Regions from separate parts of the Homo sapiens genome. Here region 1 is linked to region 2. A link is an interaction called in ENCODE POLR2A ChIA-PET data of the cell type or tissue named here. Cell type or tissue: Panc1. All regions are shown on one strand.

Evidence for each region. Peaks named below come from ENCODE experiments on the same cell type or tissue, not always from the same donor. Only the 100,000 strongest peaks of a DNase experiment are listed, where the experiment ranks them.
Region 1: POLR2A ChIA-PET joins it to region 2 with 22 read pairs; 3 of 35 experiments call an interaction of 5 or more read pairs at or near these places.

Annotation. Positions count from the first base shown.
Region 1 is chr1:10,301,423-10,305,422 of GRCh38, reverse strand. The region is part of intron 22 of KIF1B (kinesin family member 1B); the gene reads right to left. Among named protein-coding and RNA genes, the nearest start is that of KIF1B, 93 kb to the right of the region's middle. In Panc1, no CTCF peak of the experiment used is centred here; no DNase peak of the experiment used is centred here.
Region 2 is chr1:10,106,210-10,110,209 of GRCh38, reverse strand. It overlaps UBE4B (ubiquitination factor E4B), which reads right to left. Exons shown (of 28, transcript NM_001105562.3): 7 at 3,627-4,000. Among named protein-coding and RNA genes, the nearest start is that of UBE4B, 75 kb to the right of the region's middle. RefSeq lists an enhancer at 986-1,486. In Panc1, no CTCF peak of the experiment used is centred here; a DNase peak (open chromatin) is centred at 1,699.

The DNA.
Region 1 (4,000 bases), 200 kb before region 2:
GTGTGCATGTGTGTCAAATGATACATTGAACTTCAAAATGCAAACCACAAACAGAATCCCAGACACAGTGCCAATTTATAGATTCTGATATGACAAATTTCATACATATTCTGATACATTCAAAAGAAAAAACCATTATATGAGTTTTTTGTAAAATACAGAATAAAAGAAGACGTGGAAGTTGTGTGGAAGATGCAAAGCTATGTATTGCAAGATATGTTTGAAGACCTTTAGTTTTGGCTTACGAAAATTCTAATCATATTTAAAGAAGGGAACAGACGTGGATGAGAAATCCAAAGCTGTGCCCACCCAGTTGCATGTTATTATTTTTAAACCAATTTCTAACATTTATGAATAACAGACATTTAATTCTGCTTATCAAATTCTCCTTTTGAATGTCTGCATAAACTAAGAGGCAGGTCTTTCTGGATGTCAGATTAATTTATAGGCATTATAAAAACATAACAAACTTACATCAAGATGGGACAAGTCTGTGTAAGTAAGTATATTAATTAGGCACTAAAAAAGGAGGAACGTTTCAGAAAAAGGAGTTCTTGATGCTTTATCCAAAATTTCAGAAACTGCCCATTTATGGTATACAAGCAAAAGGGAGGTGTTGAAACTTTTACCAGTGTTTTGTCTTAACAATATAAAACCAGTTAATATTTATAATGTAAATAATAAGAACTCAAGGCCAAAGGTAGAACCAAATCAAATCATGAGCTAACACTGTCTGTTTCTTCCACCATGATTTCAAGTTTGTCCAGTAACTGATTTATACTGTGGTTTCTCGACCAGCTTTGAGATTGGGTGCTGAGAACTGTCTCCTCATCCGCGGAGGTGTCACAAACTGGCTACAGTGGCTGGGTTTGTCAGTCTGCTTCTGATAGGAAGTGGCTGCATTGCCCTCTAACTGACCTCCAGTGTTATAATTACAGTAAGACTGACGGTGTTGATGAATATGGCGCTTTGCCTGGAAAGTCTGTACATCAGCAGTGGGGTGACCACTGTGGGAGTTTAATGACTCCGCGGAGGCAGATGCCTGGCAGCGCGTACTTTTCGGCTGGCCATTATTGAGAGAATTGCTTCTCCAACGTAGTTGAGGTGGCTGTTGCTGATTATTAATGTGCTGCTTGCTAACTTGGATGTGATCTTGACTTCTCATTCCTTGAGAGCCCCATGGAAACTGGGGATCCTTAAAAGCTCCTTTACCCCCTTTTTCTTGGCTCTCTTCTTTATTCCCTTTCCTTGCTTCATCGTCTTTTGGAATCCTAAGCTCTATAACCTCATCTTCTGTTATGATGATATGTGTCCCAGGACTCCAAGAGTTTCTGTGTTTAGGGTTGCTCTTAAAGGGGAAGCGGGGCTTCCGGTTCTCAGGAGGGATGAACCTATGAGGTACATTCTGCCGACGAAGCTGCTTTGTTATCTCCTGCTGTTGCAAGTTCTTAAACCGAATTTGCTCTTGCCTCATCCAGCGCAGACGTCCACGTCTAAAAGCTGGATCCCCATTCATCAGCTGGGAAACACGTTCTTCTTTTGCAAGTTCTCCATTGTCTCCTTTACTTACATTATTCTCAGAGGTGCTACTAACACCAGCACCAACAGGCTCCTTTGCTTTGTGGCTTCCTGGGCTTTTCTGTTCCTGAGATCCGATCAGTGGCAAGACTTTTTCCATTTTGAGCATTTTATTTCTTAAGACTTTTATCTCCTCGTCTTTCATGTTATTTTGCTTTTTGACTTCTTGCAAAATATCTTCCAGCTTGTCTATATGAACCTTGAGGTCATCTACATCAGTGCTGCCTTTCCCAGTGGCCATGACGTCTTCGATCTTCTCATCCCCAACACCGACGGTATCCCAGACGTCCCTGGCCACTGCCCTCCAGGAGTCCCGCTCATTGGGGTCTTTCTTGCCATACATGGCACAAAGCTCCTTCATCTTGACAATGGCCAGGGCTTCAATCTCCTGCCGACTGTGCCTGAAGTCATTGAGAGCAACCTCATAGCAAATCTCTTTGACAGCCTGAATTTTAAGATCTGAGATTGTGACCCACTTGGAATCTTTACTCAAGCGCCTTCTTTGGGGTATCTGATACATTTTAATTGGTTCACGTTTCTTCCCACTGCTTGGGAGGCCACATTTTTTAACAATGGTTTGCAACTTGCTGGGAGGTAGCTTTTCTCTCAGAGAAGTAATCAGTTTCCAGCTCTCTTCACACGACCTCTTGTCAGAATCGTCCCCGCTATCAGAATCCGCGTCCTTTGGAAAAACAAAATCAAAAAATGGCCCCAAAATAACCAAAATTAAAATGTAAAAAAGGAAAATTAAATCGAAGAAAAAGCAAGCAAAAAAGCCTTAACCAAATTTAAAAATAAGACCAAAAAAACTAAAAAACAAAACAAAACCAAAAAAAACCCCTCAATAATGTGGAAGTCTATTAAGACATACGCCTATGTACATTTCTATCAATATAAAGATTTGCTTATTTGGCATCCCTAATCCAAATTTCCACTTTCTGGCTTAAGTGATGAAATTTGCCACCAAATTTCTTAGGAGAATTGACAACAGGGATGAGTATGTCACCCTATGGTCATACAAAATTATTCAAATGGCGTGACTTAACGACCTCACTATTCGAAGAAAATGAAGTAAAACCTAGGCCCCACACATCATGCTAACAACCCATGCAGACACTTCCCCACATTTGCCTTGGTTATTGCTGTTGCTTCTTCCAGAATCTCTTTCCCCCATGAGTGAGCACAGATGCCATACAAAGATGTGACGAGCAGGCGGATTAACAAAGGTTAGTAAGGCTGTAGGACGCCAGGTTTTGTTTAGCTTTACTAAAAAGAGCAGCCCTAGAAAAAAGTTAGAAGATGAGAATGTAGAAAAAGAAGCAGTCAAACAGGGATGATGTTAAAAATGCTAAGAATCCCTATGAGCAGACCATGTCAGTTCTTAGTCAACCAAATGTTTTCTTCTGTAAGACAAGAGGGTTTGGAAATCATCTTTCCATGAGCAGAGGATTTGCTATTTTTTGTCATGTTAAATGTATCCATTTCCGTCGTACGATTAAAGTGTGTTATCTGGATAACAAGAAAGCTTTTTTTTTAAAGGATCCTCATAGTGGGTGTGTTTTGTCTTGTTTTTCACACACACAAATCAATAAAGACCTCACCTCCAAAATTTTGAGAAATAAATTACCCGAACAAAAATAAAGCTGGGCAAATATACTTCCACTGAATATAATTTAAAATTCCCCAAGTCACATTTTAATAAGTACAACTTAGAGATATTTTCTATCTAGAAAACCCAGGACATTTTTAGCTATTTGAGGAATATCACTTTAAGTGACAACTCTTCCAATAAACACATAAAACAGAAAGATCATACTCTGGTTACATAAAATTGATCCACTTTAAAAGGTATGTTTAACTCTGTCTTTCCAGCTGTCTTTGCACCATTGCCTCTTTTTCAGAAAACCTTACTTAGCCCTAAAACAGCAGCCTGACTTCACAACAATGTAATTTCAAGGGCTGTATAGATAATAAGCAATCGCTCTTAACTAATACAAGCAAATCTTGATAACATGGATCTCTGGGAAAGCAATGTTGGATTTAGAATTCCAAATAGTAAGTGGGATTAGAAAGAATTTCTATTCGGGAGATAAAAGTTGCTGGGAAAAGAAAATACTCAGCTGCTCTGCCTATGAAGTAGCCATTCTTTATTGCTTTACTTTCTTTCTTTGTTTCTTTTTTTTTTGAGACAGAATCTTGCTCTGTCGCCCAGGCTGGAGTGCCCGATCTCGGCTCACTGCAACCTCCACCTCTTGGGTTCAAGTAATTCTCCTGCCTCAGCCTCCCGAGTAGCTGGGACTACAGGCACCTGCCACCACGCCTACCTAATTTTTGCATTTTTGGTAGAGATGGGGTTTCACCATGTTGGCCCGGCTGGTCTTGAACTCCTGACTTCAGGTGATCCACCCACCTTGGCCTCCCA
Region 2 (4,000 bases):
GATTTATAAGACATCGAATCCACTGGGCCAGCAGATGGAGAGAGCGATCCAACCCCTGATGATTCTTTCTTCTATGACATTAGTCTTACCAGGCAAGAAGTGAGTGTTAAAATTGCTTACTTCAGAGTAAAAAAATTCTGGGAAGATCAATGAGAAAGGGGGAAGGATAAAGTACTATTTCTTTGCTGACTGCTCAAAGTAACAAGGTTTTGGCTGGACGCAGTGGCTCACGCCTGTAATCCCAGCAATTTGGGAGGCCGAGGTGGGCGGACCACCTGAGGTCAGAAGTTTGAGACTCTGGGAGGCCGAGGTGGGCAGATCACCTGAGGTGTGGAGTTTGAGACCACTCTGGCCAACATGGTGAAATCCTGTCTCTGCTAAAAATACAAAAATTAGCCAGGTGTGGTGGCATGCACCTGTAATCCCAGCTACTTGGGAGGCTGAGGCACGAGAATTGCTTAAACCCAGGAGGTGGAGGTTGCAGTGAGCCGAGATCGCTCCACTGCACTCCAGCTTGGGTGACAAAGCAAGACTCCGTCTCAAAAAAAAAAAAGTAACAAGGTTTTTTGCTAGCTCATCTTGGCTCTGACCCTACTTAGAAGAACCCTAAGTTCTTCTACTTGTTTACATAGTTATGTCATGTATTTTTACCCATGCTTTGGCATTCTTTTTTATATCAACTAAGAACCTATAAGCTGCCAAAATCTGGATGATCACAGTTCACTGTAACGGCCAACAAGGGACATATCAACTGACTGGGATGGCATTTTGTAATTAAGGAGTGAAATGCTGGCACTTCCCTGCCAAAGGAACCGAGTAGATGCACAGACTCTCGGCAGCAAAAACAGTAGTAAGGAACAAGAACAAACAAGACCTATTTGGGCAGAAATGGAAAAGTGGGTGGCAGCACGGTGCGGTGGTGAACATGAGTCTGGATTCAGGATGCTCAAGTCTGAATGCATTTCTATGATTTTGACCCTCTTGTCTGTCCCCCCGGCCCCCCCGTTCCCCCTGCCACTTCCTCACAGCAGGCTACAGCGAGGAGTAAAGGGGCTGATACATGGACAGAGCTGACACCACATCTGGCGCACAATGCTCCATGAGTATTTGCAGCTATTTTTATACACTTGGTACATTTTATTCCTCCTAGTAGGGAGAGAATTTAGATCTGAGGCAAGGCTGGGGTGTTAGAAGTCCAGAAAGAGAGGTATTAGTAAAAGCAGCACACAATCTGATACGGTTGTTAGAGAAAGTCACAACTAAATAGGCCAGGGAGAGAGAATTTCTCCCACAGAAAATTTACAGTAAAACAGGTAACACAGCACTTTTACCATGTGGAAACTGGTTCCTAGGAAGGATGCCTGCTTTATTACTATAATCATGCAATAGGATTTTATCTACGTGAAAAAGACACTTTCACCTTTGGGAAATTTACTTGAGAAATGGTGATAAAATGTTCAGCGTAATACAAATATCAACCTTCCTGAATCAATATTCAACCTTGCATCAACATTCCTCTGTCTCTTTACGTATTCTCTAATGATTCTTCTGAACACCATCGAATTGAATGAAGTGTACCTAACTCCTACTGCAGTCTCTATTTATAGCCTGGAGTTATTTTTGAACAGTGCTGGGCACAAACACCAACTCAGTCCACAGGAAACTTCAATTTAAGAGCAAAATTGTAAGACAATGAGTCAGAGGATTAGAAAGAAGGTGCTATTATATTCTCTTGCTCAAAGTCACCTACACAACCCAAGTAGTGCTTTTCACTCGGTTTCCAGGGGTAAACATTCAGCAACATCCGGAACTATGTTTCAGCCTCTGCGGTCATTTCAAAGGCTCTTTAAACAAATGGGGTCTGGCTTCACTGAGGTCCAGGAGGTGCTAAGAGAAATTTAAGGCTAGACATGAAAGCAAAGTCACAGTTATGCAGATGGTATGACCTCATATGTTCTTCGATGGATTGCCCAGACTGAGCTCAATGGGGGTGAACAGGGGGGCGGTGGAGGCTGGGAGGGGGTGGGAAGGGAGCACGCACGCACACACACACACACACACACCTCCCCCAAATCCCAGCCCCTCTCCCGTTACTAAATAGCAGCAATTCATGCAACTGTACTTAAGAAAACATGCCTCAGAGAGTACAAGTTGTCACATCTGGTAGTTCACAATAACATTCTCGCAATAGATAAATGAAGGGTCCCTCATTTTAGATCTAAAGGTGGATAAACTTGATGACTGATCTTTAATCTGTTTTCATGCTTTTGAAAAATGATTATACATAAAGTTTTCCTCCAAACTTGCCAGGCGACAACTCTGAAAATTCTGGGGCCAGACACAGTGACTCACTCCTGTAATCCCAACATTTTGGGAGGCCAAGACGGGCAGATCACTTGAGGTCAGGAGTTCGAGACCAGCCTGGCCAACCTGGCAAAACCCTGTCTCTACTAAAAATACAAAAATTAGCCGGGCATGGTGGCGGGTGCCTGTAATCCCAGCTACTTGGGAGTCTGAGGCAGGAGAATCACTTGAACCCAGGAGGAGGAAGTTGCCGTGAGCCGAGATTGCGCCATTGCACTCCGGCCTGGGCAACAAGAGCAGAACTCTGCCTCAAAAAAAAAAAAAAAAAAGAAAGAAAGAAAGAAAAAAAGAAAATTCTCCTATGTGCTACTTTATCCCATGAGAAGGTCTGAACACATCAATATACTCTGGAGCCCACCTCATTTGACCCTATCCTGCCTGGATTCAAAGCACGCCCCTTGTTAGAGCTTATAGAAGTTAGTTCCTAAGCATCTACGCACATGCAGGGGTAAGACTCCATTCCTCTGATACCTGGACCCAAACTGGACACAAGAAAAATCATCACCACCACCACCACCTTCATCATCACCATCACCATCATCATCATCTTCTTCTTCATCTTCTTCATCACTACTGTCCCCAGAAAGTGCGAGGAAGAGGAAGGAGAAAGGATTGTCGTACATACTACCACAACAAAAGCAAAAAAGGCCATCAGAGAACAAAGAAAAAACAAGACGGGGAGAAGCTTTTGCAACTGCTGTCCTTTTAAATAAACCATACACTAAAACTTTTGGCCACTGACATGCAGAAACATAATTCACCTAAATTATAGAAACACATACAGGTACATTTGAGAGAAGGGGCCACTGGATTAGTGGAATTCTGATACTGCTTCCTTCTAAGAGACTGAACTTACATATAACTAAAACTCAACACGTCAGGACATGAACCGACCCACCCCACTCACCAGAAGTAAAAAACACCAGGCCCAGATTTGCTCCCACACCTGCTTGGTCTGATAGCATTTCAACTACCACTGGCAACAGGACAAAAGGCCAAAAAGGGTTCCTGTGTGCCCCAACTCTCAAAGGGAAGAAAGGGATTCACAATAGAATAGAGCAACCCAAACTTTCCAGCATGATTAGAGCCTGGCAGAAGCATGGACTCAGAGTACGTGCCTACCAAACTAGTTAGCCACACAGGTTAATAACCCAAAACAACAATTTAACAGAGTCAGTGTCACACAGCACTTCTTCCAAACCGTGTTAATCTCCTTTCCCTGCACCGCAAACACACATGCAACTCTCCTGTGGGATAAATACCTAGGAGAGATCCTCAGGGAGGAGGGGCGTCTGCTCGTGGCACTGGGTGAGGCGGGTGGTAGGGGTGGACCCGTGCTGCTGGGCCTCTGTCTGGAACTGCTGGCGGGCACTGCTTGGGGGCTACTGGCGAGGGCAGGGGGACTTGGGGAGCTCGACAGAATGGAGACGCCTGAGGACGCCCATGGGTGAGTGACAGTGTAGGGGCGATACCGCGGGGATGAAGGCTGGCTTCCCGCAGCAGTTCCAGAGGCTGCACTGTGAGGACTGAGGGGAGTGGAAGGCACAGCCAACTGGCTGGCTGCACGGGAAGGTGAGGCAAGAGACGGGCCCATCACGGGAACAGAGCTCCAGAAACTGGGAGTGGGAGCCGGACT